3 separate regions of the Homo sapiens genome follow, and regions 1 and 3 are each linked to region 2. The links are chromatin loops, found by intact Hi-C in ENCODE. Cell type or tissue: GM12878. All regions are shown on one strand. Each heading gives the region's core, and the rest is flanking DNA. Links, peaks and the distances in the headings are about the cores only.

Region 1 (5,737 bases), core at 373-5,372, 120 kb before region 2:
AAGAATATTGAAAGATGAAATTTTTTACCTAACATAAACAAGTATTTTAAAAGATTAATAAAAATTTAGGAACACAGGTTAATCTTGAGTGAATACATTGGTATAGACTTTATAGAAGGCAGTTTGACAATATGCAGTATAAATAGAGGATATATTTCTAGTCACCAAAATGCCTCTCCTAAGAAAAGGTCCAAAGAAAATAATTGGCCCAGAATAGTAAAATATGTGAAGGATATTCATATAATAACAGCAAAATACTAGAAACAATCTAACTATCCACTAAGAAGTTAATTGTTAAATAAATTACAAAACAATCATACACTGGCATACTATGTAACTATTAAAAATACCATAGGGATCTACTTATGAAACGTAAAAATTTTTATAAAATAAACAGTGAAAAAAGTAGGCTGCCGATCAGCACAAATATTATCAGATTCAATAATATAACAGGGAAAATATTTATTTCAAAAGTTGTGGAAGTCTAGCAACAGGGCAGGACATAAGAAGAAAACATGGCCAGAGAGGTATTCCAGTGGCAGAGAAGTTCAAGAAACTTCCATTTTTACTTTTATTTCACTTCTTTTTTATTGCTAATTTTATATTTTCATCTTTTTAAAAAATGTATTTCACTTTTCTTATATATATGTATATGTGAATAATTTTATTTAAATGTATATACATCTGATGCATTTATTTATTTGATCCATTTACTTATAAATTCAGTGCCCTGCATACGTGTAATCTAATCATGGCACTTTAAAAATAAATTTTTGTGAAAGATCCCGCTAAAATAAATAACAACGGAAATTTGAATGTATCTCAGTGTATTACAAACTCATATAACTTAATCAAATTGTTAACAATTAAAATAATTAGTAGTATCTTCAATGTTCAGAATACATACAGTTCATGGTACATAACAAAAAATCATTTTTTAATAAAAGACAAAAAAATCCAAAACATGCCTGTGTGCTCAATTTTTAGAAATATGTAAAAATTTAGAGAGCACTTGACTGCATGGAATTTTGAGTCTTATTAACAAAACAAGAAAATACAAAAATCAAATCCCAATGTATCATTGAGAGTCACAATAAACAGAACTGACAGTAGACACACAGACTCCATGAAAAGAAAAGATCTTGGTGAATTAGAACAGTCAAATCAGGATTCATGAAGACTTAATTGCTGGAAGATAGATTAAATGTCCATGGTTTGTAAAGAGGCATAGAGGAACATTTCAAATGAAAAGAATAACAACAGCAAAGCTGTGGCAGGGAAAAAACTACAGAGGTAGAGAAAAGATAAGCCTGCCTGAGAGTTTAAGTTGAGGAAATAATACCACCAGCTAGCATTTATGGTGTGCCAGGAACTGTACTAGGTATTTTAAATGCATCCATAGATCACAGAAATAAACAGCCAATTGGGAAGGTAGTTATAAATATGATCTCATTTGGTAGGCTAGGAAATAGATGCCTGAAGACAAATGGCAAGCCCAAGGAGGTACACAAGTGGCCAGTGAAAGGAACAAGCACCAAGTTCCACAGCTGGTGAATGATTACACCAAGATGTATTCCCACGTAGGTCTAATTCCTGAGTCTACCATCTGAACAACCACATTCCACTATTAATGAAAAAGAGTAAAACTAAGTTGCCCATGATTTTATATTGTATCAACAAAGTGGCCAGTGCACATTAAAGAACTATTCAAGATGAAAGTCCTATAAAAATTAACCTAACTGTAATAGTGTTGGAAAACTGGATAACCACATGCAAAACAATAAAATCAGACTCTGAAATCATGACATATATAAAAAACACTCAAAATAGGCTAAAGACTTAAACACAGACCTGAAGCTATAAAACTTTTGGAAGAAAACATAGGGTAAAAGCTTCCTGATATTGCTCTGGGCAATAATTGTTTTGGCTATAACCCCCAAAACACAGGCAACAGAAGCAAAAATAAACAAATAGCATAATACCAAACTACAAAGCTTCTGCACAGGAACAATCAACAGAATGAAGAGAAAACCTACAAAATGGGGGCAAATATTTCTGAAACAAACATCTGATAAGGTGTTAACATCCAAAATATATGAGGAACTCAAAAAACTCAATAACAAGAAAACAAATAACATGATGGAAAAAATAGGCAAAGGATCTGAATAGACATTTTTACAAAGAAGATATACAAATGGACAACAGGTAAATGAAAAAATACTCAACATCATTAATAATCAGGGAAATGCAAAGTGAAACCACAATGAGATATCACCTCACACAAGTAAGAATGGCTTTTATCAAAAAATAACAAAAAGATAGCAAGGGCTGGTGAGGATGTAGAGAAAAAGGAACTCTCACACACTGTTGATGGGAATATAAATTAGTACAGCCATTAGGAAAAACAATCTGGAGGTTTCTCCAAGAATTAAAAATAGAACTATGATATGATCCAGCACTCCCCCTTCTGGGTATGCATCCAAAGAAAATGAAATCAGTATGTCAAAGAGATATCTGCACTCCCATGTTTATTACAGCACTATTCGCAATACCTAAGATATGGGGTCAAACTAAGTATCTATGGATGAATGAATGGATAAAGAAAACAGGGTGACATACACACACACACACACACACACACACACACACACACACACACACAATAGAATACGACTCAGCCTTAAAATGAAGGAAATCCTGTCATTTGCAACAACACGAATGAACCTGGAGGACATTATAAATGAAATAAGCCAGGCACAGAAAGACAAATACTACATGATCTCATTTACATGTGGAATCTAAAAAAGTTGAACTCACGAAAGAGAAAGTATAATGATGGTGCCAGACTCTGGAGGAAGTGAGGAGGGTGTACAGAGAGACACTGGTTAAAAGGTACAAAAGTCCAATTATACTGGGGCAATAAGTTCTGGAGATCTATTGCACACTGTGGTAACTACAGTTAGTAATGTATTATATACTTGGAAATGGTGAAATGTTCTCACCATAAAAACATGAAAAGTACGTGAGGTGACAGATAAAGTAATTCACTTGATGTAATCATTTCACAGTATGTACATACATCAAAACATCATGCATACCATAAATATACACAATTTTTTTCAATCATATCTTAATAAAGCTGGGTGGGAAAGCAACAAGAAAAAAAAAATAACCTAACTGCAAGACATAGAAAGAATTAACAAAGGAGATTCATGGTTGAAATGTCTCTATTAGGCCTGGTGCGGTGGCTCAAGCCTATAATCCCAGCATTTTGGGAGACTGAGGTGGACAGATTGCCTGAAGTCAGGAGTTTGAGACCAGCCTGGCCAACATGGTGAAACCCTGTCTCTACTAAAAATACAAAAATTAGCCCGGTGTGGTGGCAGGTGCCTGTAATCCCAGGTACTCCGGAGGCTGAGGCAGGAGAGTCGCCTGAACCCGGGAGGCGGAGGTTGCAGTGAGCTGAGATCACGCCATTGTACTCCAGCCTGGGCAACAAGAGCGAGAGTTTGTCTCAAGAAAAAAAGGCCGGGTGCAGTGGCTCAAACCTGTAATCCCAGCACTTTGGGAGGCCGAGGTGGGCGGATCGCCTGAGGTCAAGAGTTCCAAACCAGCCTGGCCAACATGGTGAAACCCCGTCTCTACTAAAAATACAAAAATTAGCCAGGTGTGGTGGCAGGTGCCTCAATCCCAGGTACTTGGGAGGCTGAGGCAGGAGAATCACTTGAACCCAGGAGGCAGAGGTTGCAGTGAGCCGAGATCGCGCCACTGCACTCCAGCCTAACTGACAAGACCAAGACTTCCTCTCAAAAAAAAAGGCCAGGCACCTGTAATCCCAGCACTTTGGGAGACCGAGGCGGGTGGATCATGAGGTCAGGAGATCGAGACCATCCTGGCTAACACAATGAAACCCTGTCTCTACTAAATATACAAAAAATTAGCCAGGCATGGTGGCACACACCTGTAGTCCCGGCTACTCAGGAGGCTGAGGCAGGAGAATTGATTGAACCCGGGAAGGGGAGGTTGCAGTGAGCCGAGACCGCGCCACTGCACTCCAGCCTGGGAGACAGAGTGAGACTCCATCTCAAAAACAAACAAAAAGTCTCCATTATATGAATTTAATAAATTTCTCCAAATCGAGGAGCTTTTAGTTGAAAATTCCACGTATACATCCATCTGCATGTTATCATTATGGAACCACATAACAGAGCAGATAACATAGCAGTTCCTGAGCACTCTAAAGACATCATCATCATAATCATAGATGATATGATGCAGAATCTATTATCCAAAAGGGAAGAGTAACTTTTAAGTTAATTTTAAACCACTTTCTTCAAATAATTGAATTATCAATAGCTTAGCTAAGAGTGGAACTGCAATGTAATATTTGAGAGCAGTCAAGGGCTATTATTTGACTACAATTTTGAAAATCATTTTAAAAATCTACTTTTTAATAACTGACATATTGTTTGGCTTCCCTATTTTAATTTCAAGAACAAGTACTTCTCTTTGGATTTAATGTATGCCATACTGTAGCAATGAGAAGAATAGTTGATTTGATTTATATAACACACATTTATAAAAACAGATGAAGTATCTTTGATGCTAAAAATGGAAATTATTTTCCCTAGGATCTCTTGTATTTTTAAATGGCATGCACACTGATTAAAAACTCTCCACAATTTACATCCACATATGGACTTGTGTGGATTTGCATGGATGTATCTGAAATAAATAATGTAAATGCTCTTTATTTTGTCTATACCTTTACTCAGCTTTTTCACTGATTCAAATTGGAAATAAATATAAATTTTTAAGTATACATTTTCTTCTCTTTTTTTTTAAGAGATGGAGTCTCACTATCCAGGCTTGCCCATGTTGGAGGGCACTCCACAATCGTAACATACTAGAACCTCTAACTCCTGGGCTTAAGTGATCCCCCAGCTTCCCAACTAGCTGGGACTACATGCGCATGCCACTGAGACTGGCTAGCATACATTTTCTATAATATGGAATGGCATAAATCTTACCCTGAAAAGTAGAATATTCTTTTTTTTTTTTTTTTTGATACTGAGCCTCGCTCAGTCACCCAGGCTGGAGTGCAGTGGCGCGATCTAGGCTCACTGCAAGCTCTGCCACCCAGGTTTACACCATTCTCCTGCCTCAGCCTCCCGAGTAGCTGGGACTACAGGTGCCCGCCACCACGCCGGGCTAATTTTTTGTATTTTTAGTAGAGACGGGGTTTCATCGTGTTAGCCAGGATGGTCTCGATCTCCTGACCTCATGATCTGCCCATCTCGGCCTCCCAAAGTATAGAATATTCTTTATCCATGTGTTCATTTATCTGTACTAATATATACAGTTAATAAAATAATAAACAGAATCATTATTATTACTTTTCCAACAGTCACTTCCCTGAGATCTATGTTTCAAAGAAGAAACAGCAATATTGTTTGAAGCTGCAGATTTGAAATGGGCAGCTAGCATCAAACCCTCAAAGAACAGAGAAAATAGGTAAGCTAATTGAAAGGTCACCATTGCGCAAGGAAGTTTGTGTCATCCACCTTCTTGCTACCAGAAGCAACTTTTTCTTCTTTTACAGCTATGGTGTATTTCTTTCCTTAGAAGGCTATTAATATATTCAAATTTTGATCTGGTATGCCAAGGAAATAGGAAGAAATATCAATGAATGAACAAGACAATCAGGACACCTTGAGATTAGGTTAGAAGCACATTA
Region 2 (5,737 bases), core at 232-5,231:
TGGGTTTGGGTTTAGATTTTTCTTGTTTCTCCAGCTCCATGAGGTGTGACCTTAGATTGTCTATTTGTACTCTTTCGGACTTTTTGATATAGGCATTTAACGCTATGACCTTTCCTCTTAGCACTGCCTCTGCTGTATCTTAGAGGTTTTGATAGGTTGTGTCACTGTTATTGTTCAGTTCAAAGAATTTTTAAATTTCCATCTTGATTTCATTGTTGACCCAATGATCATTCAGGAGCAGGTTATTGAATTTTCATGTTATTGCATGGTTTTGAGGGTTCCTTTTGGATTGATTTCCAATTTTATTCCACTGTGGTCTGAGAGAGTACTTGATATAATTTCAATTTTCTTAAATTTACTGAGACTTATTTTGTGGCCTATCATAAGGTCTATCTTGGAGAATGTTCTATGTAATGATGAATAGAATGTATATTCTGCAGTTGTTGGGTAGAATGTTCTGTAAAAATCGTTAAGTCCATTTGTTGTAGGGTATACTTTAAGTCTATTGTTTCTTTTTTGACTTTCTGTCTTAATGACCTGTCTAGTGCTGTCAATGGAGTATTAAATTCCCCCACTATTATTGCGTTGCCATCCATCTCGTTTCTTAGGTCTAGTAGTAATTGTTTTATAAATTTGAAGTACCAGTGTTAGGTGCGTGCATATTTAGAATTGTGATATTTTCCTGTTGGACTAGTCCTTTTATCATTGTATAGTGTTCCTCTTTGTCTTTTTTAACTGCTGTTGCTTTAAAGTTTGTTTTGTCCAATGTAAGAATAGCTATTCCTGCTTGCTTTTGGTGTCCATTTGCATGGAATATCTTTTTCTACCCCTTTACCTTAAGTTTATGTGAGTCCCTATGTGTTAGGTGAGTCTCTTGAAGATGGCAGAAACTTGGTGAATTATTATCCATTCTGCCATTCTGTATCATTTAAGTGGAGCATTTAGGCCATTTATATTCAATGTTAGTATTGAGATGCGAGGTACTATTCTATTCATTGTGTTATTTGTTGTTTGAATACTTTCGGTTATTTTTCATTGTGTTATTGTTATATAGGTCCTGTGAGATTTATTCTTTAAGGAGGTTCTATTTTGGTGTATTTTGAGGATTTGTTCAAGATTTTAGTTCCTTTTAGCAGTTCTTGTAGTGCTGTCTTGGTAGTAGCGAATTCTCTCAGCATTTGTTTATCTGGAAAAGACTATATCTTTCCTTCATTTATGAAGCCTTACTTTCACTGCATACAAAATTCTTGGCTGATAATTTTTTTTTTTTTTGAGATGGAGTCTCACTCTGTTGCCCCAGCTGGAGTGCAATGGCATGATCTCGGCTCCTGCAACCTCTGCCTCCCGGGTTCAAGCGATTATCCTGTCTCAGCCTCCCAAGTAGCTGGGATTACAGGCTCGTGCCACCAGGCCTGGCTAATTTTTGTATTTTTAGTAGAGACGGGGTTTCACCATGTTGGTCAGGCTGGTCTCGAACTCCTGACCTCATGACCCACCCACCTCAGCCTCCCAAAGTGCTGGGATTACAGGCGTGAGCCACCACGCCTGGCTGATAATTTTTTTTAAGAAGGCTAAAAATGGGACCCCAGTCCCTTCTAGCTTGTAAGGTTTCTGATGAGAAATCTGCTGTTAATCTGATAGGTTTTCCTTTATATTACCTGATGCTTTTGCCTCAGTTCTTAAGATTCTTTCCTTCATCTTGACTTTAGATAAACTGGTGACCATGTGCCTAGGAAATTATCTTTTTGTGACGAGTTTCCCAGATGTTCTTTGAGCTTCTTGTATTTGGATGTCGAGATCTCTAGCAAGGCCAGGGACACTTTTATTGATTATTCCCTCAAATATATTTTCCAAGCTTTTAGATTTCTCTTCTTCCTTGTGAACACCAATTATTCTTAAGTTTGGACATTTAACATAGTCCCAAACTTCTTGGAGTCTTTGCTCATTTTTTAAAATTCTTTTTTCTTTGTCTTTGATGGATTGGGTTAATTTGAAAGCCTTATCTTCAAGCTCTGAAGTTCTTTCTTCTGCTTGTTTGATTCTATTGATGAGACATTCCAGTGCATTTTGCATTTCTCTAAGTGTGTCCTTGATTTCCAAAAGTTGTGATTATTTTTTATTTATGCTATTTCACTGAAGAATTTTCCTTTATATCCTGTATCATGTTTTTTTTTTTTTCTTTAAGTGGGACTTCACCTTTCTCAGATGCCTCCTTGATTAGCTTAATAATCATCCTTCTAAACTCTTTCTGTCAATTCAGAGATTTCATCTCATTTTGGATCCATTGCTGGTGAGCTGGTATGATTTTCTGGGAATGTTAAAGAACCTGGTTTTTTCATATTACCAGAATTGTTTTCCTGGTCCTTCTCATTTGGGCAGACTATGTCAGAGGGAAGCTCTTAGGTTCAAGGGCTGCTGTTCAGAATATTTTGTCCCACACTGTGCTCCCTTGATGTGGTGTTCTCCCCCTTCCCCTAGGAATGGGGCTTCCTGAGAGCTGAACTGTAGTGATTGTTTTTGTCCGTCTGGGTCTAGCCACCCTGCAGAGCTCCCAGGCTCCAGGCTGGTACTGGGGAGTGTCTGCAAAGAGTCCTGTGATGTGATCCAGCTTCAGGTCTTGCAGCCATGGATACCAGCACTTGCTTTGGTGGAGGTAGCAGGGGAGTGAAGTGGACCCTGTGAGGGTCCTTGGTTGTGTTTTTGTTTAGTGTACTGGTTTTGTGTTGGTTGGCCTCGAGCCAGGAGGTGGCGCTTTCAAGAGCACATCAGCTGCAGTCCTACAGGGAAGATGCAAACTTTGCCCTAGGGACACCTGGTTAAGTATTCAGGTTTCACAGGCAGTGGGCAGGGCCATCATGCTCTCAAGAGATTATGACCTTTGTCTTTAGCTGCCAGGGAGGGTAGAGAAAGACCACCAGGTAGGTGCAAGGATAGGCATGTCTGAGCTCAGTCTCTTCTTGGTTGGGGCTTGCTGTGGCTGCTGTGGGGTATTGGGGGTGTGGTTCCCAGTCCATAAAGTTATATTACCAGGGGGATTCTGGCTGCCTCTGCTGAGTCATACAGGTCACCGGGGAAGTAGGGGAAAACCAGCAATCACAGACCTCACCCTGCTCCCACACAGCCTGCAGTCCTAAAGGCTGGTTTCACTCCCACCAGGCCCCACAACAGCACTGTCTATTTCCAGGCCGCCAGTGACCAGGGCTGACAACTTGCCCAGACCACAAGACTCCCTGTTGAGAAAGCAAGCGGACTCACAGTTTTTCAGTGTCTCAGGGAGCCTGCAGCAGTGATCCAGTTCCTTCAAAAGGTCTGTGGATTCTCTTGGCTTTCCTGGTATGTTCCTGTGGTAGTTCTTGGAGCAAAAGTTCACAATGTGAGTCTCCACACACTGTTGTGTCTGTCTGAGCGGGAGCTACACGCTAGTCCTGTCTCCTATCCACCATACTAATCTCTCAGAATTCTACTTGTGGCTATTTTAATTTAATTTAATTTAATTTAAAATTCAGATCCTCAACCAAACTAGCTGCATTTCAAGTGCCGAACCTGTAGCTAGTAACTACTATATTGGACAGCTAAGATGTAGAACATTTCTATCATGCAGAAAAGTTCTATTGGAAAGACAGCACTGGGTTCCAGAGTTTAAACGACTTGCCCCCAGACCCCATGGCGAGTAATAAAGTACCCTAGGACCTAAATCTCCTGCTTTCAGGTCTGAGTTTCTTTCCACAATATCTCCCTGGTTGAAATCTGGGTTTGTGTAACCTTCACCTTGATCCTGATTCTGGTTTGGTAAAACATAACAAAAAATTTTCTACATGATGCTCTTTGGAGGCGTTTTACTCATTCCCTATTTTCTTTTTAACCCCTGCCTCATGTGACATGGCTTCAGGTTCCTTCATCATCAATATGATCTCAAAATATACTGTAGTGTGTCAATGTCCCAGCTAAAGTGTGGTGTCCAGAATTAATGACGTAGCTTAGATATTGTTTCACAAGCAAACAATAGAGAGGAACTTTTTTCTTCCTTGTCCTAAATTCTTGCCTAAGAGGACATTCTATCATATTTTTGGTAAATAAATTTCATTGAGCTTACTGTCATTACAAAAAAAATTCCCCAAATCTTCAAAATGAGCGAAACAGTTAAGAATTGTTCAGGAAATTGTAGCCTGAACAAGATTTCAGTAGTATACAACAGACTTTAATGCAGTACGTTCTGTGATAGTTACAGTCAAAGAGAATTAGAACCCTAGGACCTGGAAAAGTTCTTCACTTTCCTTTGCTATATGATGGAGCCAAATTCTTTACTCAGTTCTCTTCGTTGGAAAATGAACTTGATCAGATTTTATAATGATCGTGCTGCTATACATATACTCTAATTTTTAATTTTTTAAGATGTTTGAAATGTTTAAAATAATTGCATAGGCCAAACACATCATCTTGATGTAATAAAAATTAAAATAGGTTTTTTTTTTCTTTAGGAGGCTGTCTTAGCTCAGGCTACCATGTCAAAAATATCATAGACTCAGTTACTTAAACAATAAACATTGTTTCTTATAGTTCTGGAGGCTGGGAAGTACAAATTGAAGGCCGTGGCAAATCTAGTATCTGGTGAGGACCAACTCCTAGCTTGTGGACAGCAACCTTCTTGCTGTATTCTCACATGGCCCAGAGTGCTAGTTCTCTCCCTATTCTTATAAAGACACTAATTCCATCATATAGGCTAGACCCTCATGACCTAATTACTTTCCAAAGGCCCTACCTTCAAATACCACCACATTAGGGCCTCAACATAGGAATTTGGAGGCAGGGGGACAAAAACATTCACATGTTAGCAGAGGTTAAGAAGATATCTTTTGTCAAATTTGTAAGTCTAACTTGTTAGGTGCTTGATATATCTGAGAAAACAAGTATAAATTATAAAGTTTTTTCCTCAGTTATATATAGAGTGTTTAATGTTGGGTAAAATTATTCTGTCAAATTTATGAATTAACTGAATATTAATCAAAGAACAGTGAAAGTAATGATCTTATTTTTATTTTAACAAAAAGTAAGATTGTGAACTAAGCCTAAAGACTTAAGGAAAACTACATTTTAAATTTTATGAGTTACCAAAATAGAATATCAATGAAATAAAAGAACGGCAAGTATTTCTTTTGTGAATTACTGCTTTCCTCTCTGTCTGTAATTTTCTTTTTTTGGTATGTCTGGTCTGTAGTTTTCTTTTTTTGTTATGTCCTTCCCTGGTTTTGGTATTAGGGTGATACTGGCATAAAGAATGATGTAGGGAGGATTCCCTCTTTCTTTCTTTTTTGAAATCGTTTCAGTAAGATTGGTACCATTTCTTTTTTTATTTTAGATAATTTTTTTGAGACAGTCTTGCTCTGTCGCCCAAACTGGAGTGCAGTGGTGTGATCTCAGCTTCCTGCAACCTCCGCCTACCAGATTCAAGCAATTCTCCTGCCTCAGCCTCTCGAGTAGGCAGGACCACAGGGATGTGCCACCATGCCCAGCTAAGTTTTTGTATTTTAGAGACGGACTTTCACCATGTTGGCCGCCCACCTCAGCCTCCCAAAGTGCTGGGATTACAGGCGTGAGCCACCATGTCCTGCCTAATTTTTTTGTATTTTTAGTAGAGATGGGGTTTCACCATGCTGGCTAGGCTAGTCTGAAACTCCTGACCTCATGATCCGCTCGCCTCGGCCTCTCAAAGTGTTGGGATTACAGGCATGAGCCACTG
Region 3 (5,737 bases), core at 422-5,421, 180 kb before region 2:
GCCCACCTCTGCCTCCAATAGTGCTGGGATTACAGGCATGAGCCACCACACCTGGCAAGAAATTTTTTAAAAAACACTTGTGGTTTTGACTTACTCAATATTTAGTTTAAAATATACAGACAGTCCCCAACATACATGTTTTTGACTTTATGATGCATTTATCAGGGTATTAAATACGTTTTTTACTTATAATATTTTAACTTATGATAGGTTTATCAGGACATAGACCCATCATAAGTTGAGGAGCATCTGTACATATGTTTACTATCTTAACCCTAAAAAATATAAAAATGAAATAAAGTAGAGATAAAAAAAGGAGAGGAAAAAAGCTCTCAGCATAAACATTTCCATTTGCCACAACAAACAGAAGGAGCACTTACTTGAGTAGTGTCATTTTCTTCTGGCTCAATGAGATATGTGTGGTTCCCGTCATAGAACATCCCACTGCCAACGACAAAAAAATAATTAGGCATGGCCATCGACTCTCATCCCAGAACAAGATCATTTTAAAATCAGCAGCAGCCAGAGGGCCCATTTGCTTCTCAATGCCCATTTCCCAGTCCCATCCATCACCTCCAGACACACCACACACACCACTGAGAGGGAAGGCCCCTCCTTCTGATTCCTTATAGGTAGAGTCACCTCATCCTCACCTGACCCCATGCTCAGGATTGCCATGCTCTAGCTGTTGCCCATCACTTCTTCCTCTAACATAGAATTCCAAGATTTTCATATGCAAAAAGTCATCTGGAGAGCTAGTAAAAACGCAGCTCTTTCAGGACTCTCCTCAGATTTATGGACTGGAACCCAGGAAATTGCATTTTAAATAAGCTCCAGGTGATCCTGATGCAGGTTTTCAGGGACTATACTGAGAACGCCCGACCTACCATAAACATGGAAGATGCTCTAGTAACAAGAGCTAACACATTTGAACAACTTGCCACAAGCTAAATACTTTACACTCATTTAATCTTTTCCACAAATCTACAAGAGAAGTACAACGACTATCCTTATTTTATAAGTAAGGAAACTGAAACCCAAAGAGATAAAGTAACTTGCCAAATTATTTAACCAGTAAGAGCAGAAATAGGAACAGAGCCCAGACAGATGGGACCACGAACTGCCCATTTGCAACCTGCTACCTACCTCCATTCATGCATTCCTTCATTCAATCAGCGTGTTTACAGAGCACCTACAATGCACTGTTCTAGGTGCTGGGGATACAATAGCAAACAAAACAGACCAATTCTCTGTCCTTGTGGTGCTCATAAGTATTCTAGGACTTACTATATATATATATATATATATATATATATATATATATTTATTTATTTATTTATAATATATATATTATATATATATATACACACACACATACACATACATATGACAGTGATAAGTTCTAGGGAAGAAAATAATCAGGTGAAGGGCAATAAATGGTGCCAGAGGGTCTTGGGGGCCATACTAGGTGGGCACTTCCTAGGGCCTTGGCTTTTACTCTAAGAGAGATGAAGAGCCACTGCAAAGTTCTAAGCAGATGGGAAATACAATCTTTCTTAAGTTTTATAATGATCATGCCAGATACTATGTTACAATAATTTTTAGCACAGCAAGGATAGAAGCAGGGAAGTTACTGCAATAATCCAGGCGAAAGAAGATGCTGGCTTAGATCAGAGCAGTAATAGTAGAGGTGGTGAGAACTGGTCAAATTCCAGATATATTTTGAAGGTACAACCAGTAGGATTTACTGATGGATTTGAAACAAAGTACGTAAAACAGAGAAGAGTTAGTGAAGACTCCAAGTTTTGACCTGAGCAACTGGAAAAATGGACATGTCATTTAACAAGATAAAAAAAGAGGTAATGGAGTGAGACCCTGTCTCAAAAAAAAAAAAAAAAAAAAAAAAAAGAGGGCAGGCAGGGGGGATGCAGAAAGAACTTTTCGGGATGGGCCTAGGGAAGCAGGAAGCAGAGGGAAGGATGCAAATCCTTTAAGAGTTCAGTTTTGAGCTGGGCATGGGGCTCACATCTGGAATCCCAACACTTTGGAAGGCCAAGGCGGGGGGAAATCACATGAGGCCAGGAGTTTGAGACCAGCCTGGGCAACGTAGTGAGTGGCAAGACTCTCTCTCTACAAAAAATTTTTAAAAAGTTAGCTGGGCCTGGTGATGCACACACCTGTAGTCCCAGCTACTTGGGAGGCTGAGGTGGGAGGATCACCTGAACCCAAGAGTTCAAGGCTGCAGTGATTGATGATTGTGCCACTGTACTCCAGCCTGGGTGACAGAGCAAGACCCTATATTTCTTTAAAAATAAAAAATTCCATTTTGGACCTCGTAGGCTGGGGGTGGCTACCAGCCATCTGAGAAATCCTCTGGAGAGCACTTCAATATACAAATGGCCTCAGCTCCCACTCAGACAGATTCTGATAGCTGCTGCTTTTAGAAGAACATGATCCTTTTACTGAGATCAGGCCCTTTATGATGTTAAAGAAACTTGTCTTATCATTCAGGCATCTGAGGGTAGCAAAGCTATGAGCTGTAGTAATTTTTTAGTTTTTGGTAGAAATGATTATGTGACAGCCAAGCTCCTAAACATAAACTAGTATTTGTCTTTCATTGAAGATTTAGTGAAATTGGTGAAATTCCATGAGCTATAATTATAATGGCCTCCAAGTTCTGCCTCTATCCAAATTCTTTCATTCCTGCTATAACATCTTCCACATGTCCTCAACTTCTATATACTCACAGAATGATTATTCTCACAGCTGCACTGTTTTCAGCCACATGTACTTTCTGAATTTGGATGACATTCTATTTGGAATTTAAACATAAACAGATGCAGTTTGTAAGACATTACTGACAATATGTGCCCAAGGAGTCAGAGGGGGAGCCTTTCAAAAACGTAGACCAAATATGGCAGGGAGTATCTCTCTACCCTTGCTGAGAACTAGCCATATCCATCCAGAAAGTCATATGAAACCATCATAGTTTGCCAAAATTCACGTGGCAACACCAACAAAGTAGCAAGCAGATTATTTTCTTAAAATAGTACTGAGTGTTATTTATCCTTATACTAGGTTAATGTCCAATGAGAAAGTCATTTTTTTATTGGACTTAAACATCATGTAGGCAATATGAAGACAACAGATTCTGACACTATCTGTATCTCAGAAGACTCTAGATTGCTATATGATAATATGCCATTATTAATTCCTTAATAATGAAAAAATACATGTGTTTTATATGCTTTGAGAACTGAAATATTTTTGTTTTACTTATATAAATCCTAATTTTTATATTGAGTCCATAACAGTATACTTGATAAAAACCTATAGCTAAGACCAAGTCGTCACAGACCAATTGAGCTAAAATTTCAAAAGGTTGTATCAAAATAAGATTTTGAAATGAAAAAGCCATTCTTACAAATTTCCACAAGAGGGCAATAAACTCAAACTTAACTCCGTGCTTTAAGGTTCCCACAGTAACAAGATTTTTGCATTAACACCAAACACACCAAGATCAAAACATTGCCTATTAGTCCTTTGACTCCAAACAAATGTGACCTTGCAGGTTCTTTATGGGAAAGATATACGAATCTGATTTTCCCTTATTTATATTATTGAACTGAATTTAATAAATCAAAAATGAAAAAAAAAACAGTACGCACTTGGTAATTTATAAAGGATGAGTCATGGATGACATAATATATCTCATATCTAAACCACTGTAATTGGGACAACATACATTATTCAATATTTCATAACATCCCCCCAAAACATTTCTTCCAGAAAGTAAAGTCAAGATGAGAAGCAATAATTACTAAACAACAAGATGATACAAGGTTATATTTATCCTATGTGCTCATAAAAGTCTAAGAAAGCCTAAAATGGTCATACACAATTCTGACAATGTTCCAAGACACACGATAGGTTTTCTGTTTATTTTTATTTAGTTTTAAATAAAAACATTCTTAAAAGGAGATATAAAATTTACTTAATTAAAATAACCCTGTAATCTCAGCACTTTGGGAGGCTGAGGTGGGCGGATCACGAGGTCAGGAGTTCGAGACCAACCTGGCCAACATGGCAAAACCCCGTCTCTACTGAAAATACAAAAATTAGATGGGCATGCTGGCAGCCACCTGTAATCCCAGCTACTCAGGAGGCTGAGGCACAAGAATGGCTTGAACCTGGGAGGCGGAGGCTGCAGCGAGCTGAGATCATACCACTGCACTTCAGCCTGTGGGACAGAGTGAGACTCTGACAGAAAAGAATGAACAAAAGAAAGAATGAATGAACGAACGAACAAATGAACGAATGAATGAAAGAACAAAAGAAAAGAAAAAGAAAAGAGAAGAGAAAAGAAAAAAAAGAAAAGAAAAGAAAAAAGAAAAGTGGGCATGGTGGCTCATGCCTGGGATTACAGGGGTGAGCCACCGTGCCCGGCCTAAAAGTTATTTTTCAATCCTTCTTTACAAGACTATAGTAGGATTAGTAACAGGTATCATTCTTAGGTTCTCAGGTCCATTTATAGCCCTTAGAAGGCACAAATATCTTCTCTCTGATTCTCACAACATTGAGTCCATTTGGAAAACCAGAAGGCAGACTGGAACGAGTACTGAGAAAGATGCTGACACTAGGACTTTGGATTGAGATTTTAAGAGAGAGAAAAGGGGAAAAAAAACACTTCATTTTTTACCCCCAATATACACTTGCTGTCACAAATGTGAACAGGTCTCACTGTACTATTCCTAGGTGACAGATGTGCTTGTCTTGAGCTCAGATGTAACAATTTTACTGCTGAAAAGGACTTCAATGTTTCTTTTTCCTAATAAGAAAACAGAGACTGTCTGATATTAAGCATGGATTCCATGTTTGTAAAAACCTCTTTCTTCAAATAATGTATTTAAAGTAAATAAATGTACACCTTTATTCACAGTAGTCTTTTAGCACAAACAAGGAAATGGAAGTCTTCCATGCTCTCAGACACATGGCCTCCTGTCTCTGGTTATTTAACTTACACTTATATTCTTTCCTTTCTGCCTAATATGCTTATTCCCAGATCCTGACCAGAGGTGTCACTCAGGCAGACTAGCTAGATTTTCTGGCCGTGTCCATTAGCTCTCTTTCCTAGATTTAAGATCTGTCAGTGTAACCCTCTCCCTTGGATAGGCTATTCCAACCTATTGCACTCCACTGTCTTCAGGTGGCATGTTTCCAGAGCCCTTAGGTGCCACCTGTTCTTCGGTGACAATGCTTAGCTTGCATTTTTCCCAGTTTTGTTTTTTTTTTTTTCCTCTCTCTCTCTCAAAAAAAAAGCAAATATACCTATCATGTTCCACATCAGGAAATGGGCTAGATTTGGCCTCCTCATGAGACTGTGAGCTCCCAGGACTTGTGTTTCAATCGCCTTAATATTCCTAGGGCTGGCACACAGGAGACACCCAGTAACTGCTTGTTAGATGAAAAGCCACATCTCTAAGATGGTAACAAAAAGGAATTATTTTAAAGTTTCTCAACGAAAATTTAACAAAATTAAAGTGCTGGATTGTTCTGTGCCAAAAAGTAAAACAAACAAGAAGGAAATGAAACGATTTAGTTAAAAGAGAATGCTGAGGAATGACACGGTAGCTTTATAAGGGGTTACAAAACAAGTAAGAAACAACCACCTGTGCATTATCATTATCGACAGGATGGAGGAAGTGGATGTATTCCCATGTTAAACATCAGCAAACAT

What was found. A loop is a pair of places that touch in the nucleus more often than their neighbours do. Peaks named below come from ENCODE experiments on the same cell type or tissue, not always from the same donor. Only the 100,000 strongest peaks of a DNase experiment are listed, where the experiment ranks them.
Region 1: a loop joins it to region 2, with 2.3 times the contacts of the local background. A loop is called at or near these places in 3 of 110 quality-filtered maps.
Region 3: a loop joins it to region 2, with 3 times the contacts of the local background. A loop is called at or near these places in 24 of 110 quality-filtered maps.

Annotation. Positions count from the first base shown.
Region 1 is chr7:88,042,814-88,048,550 of GRCh38, reverse strand. The region is part of intron 3 of ADAM22 (ADAM metallopeptidase domain 22); the gene reads right to left. Among named protein-coding and RNA genes, the nearest start is that of ADAM22, 110 kb to the right of the region's middle. In GM12878, for the core only: no CTCF peak of the experiment used is centred there; a DNase peak (open chromatin) is centred at 2,853; H3K27ac peaks cover 1,251 bases.
Region 2 is chr7:87,924,141-87,929,877 of GRCh38, reverse strand. LOC124901690 (a long non-coding RNA gene) reads left to right here and starts at 3,146. Exons shown (of 2, transcript XR_007060414.1): 1 at 3,146-3,307. RefSeq lists enhancers at 2,540-3,108, 2,769-3,228. In GM12878, for the core only: a CTCF peak has its summit at 2,755 (motif pointing right); DNase peaks (open chromatin) are centred at 3,137 and 4,669; H3K4me3 peaks cover 2,464 bases; H3K27ac peaks cover 2,699 bases.
Region 3 is chr7:88,109,291-88,115,027 of GRCh38, reverse strand. ADAM22 (ADAM metallopeptidase domain 22) reads right to left here. Exons shown (of 32, transcript NM_001324418.2): 6 at 381-444. Among named protein-coding and RNA genes, the nearest start is that of SRI-AS1, 100 kb to the left of the region's middle. In GM12878, for the core only: a CTCF peak has its summit at 3,442 (motif pointing right); a DNase peak (open chromatin) is centred at 3,467.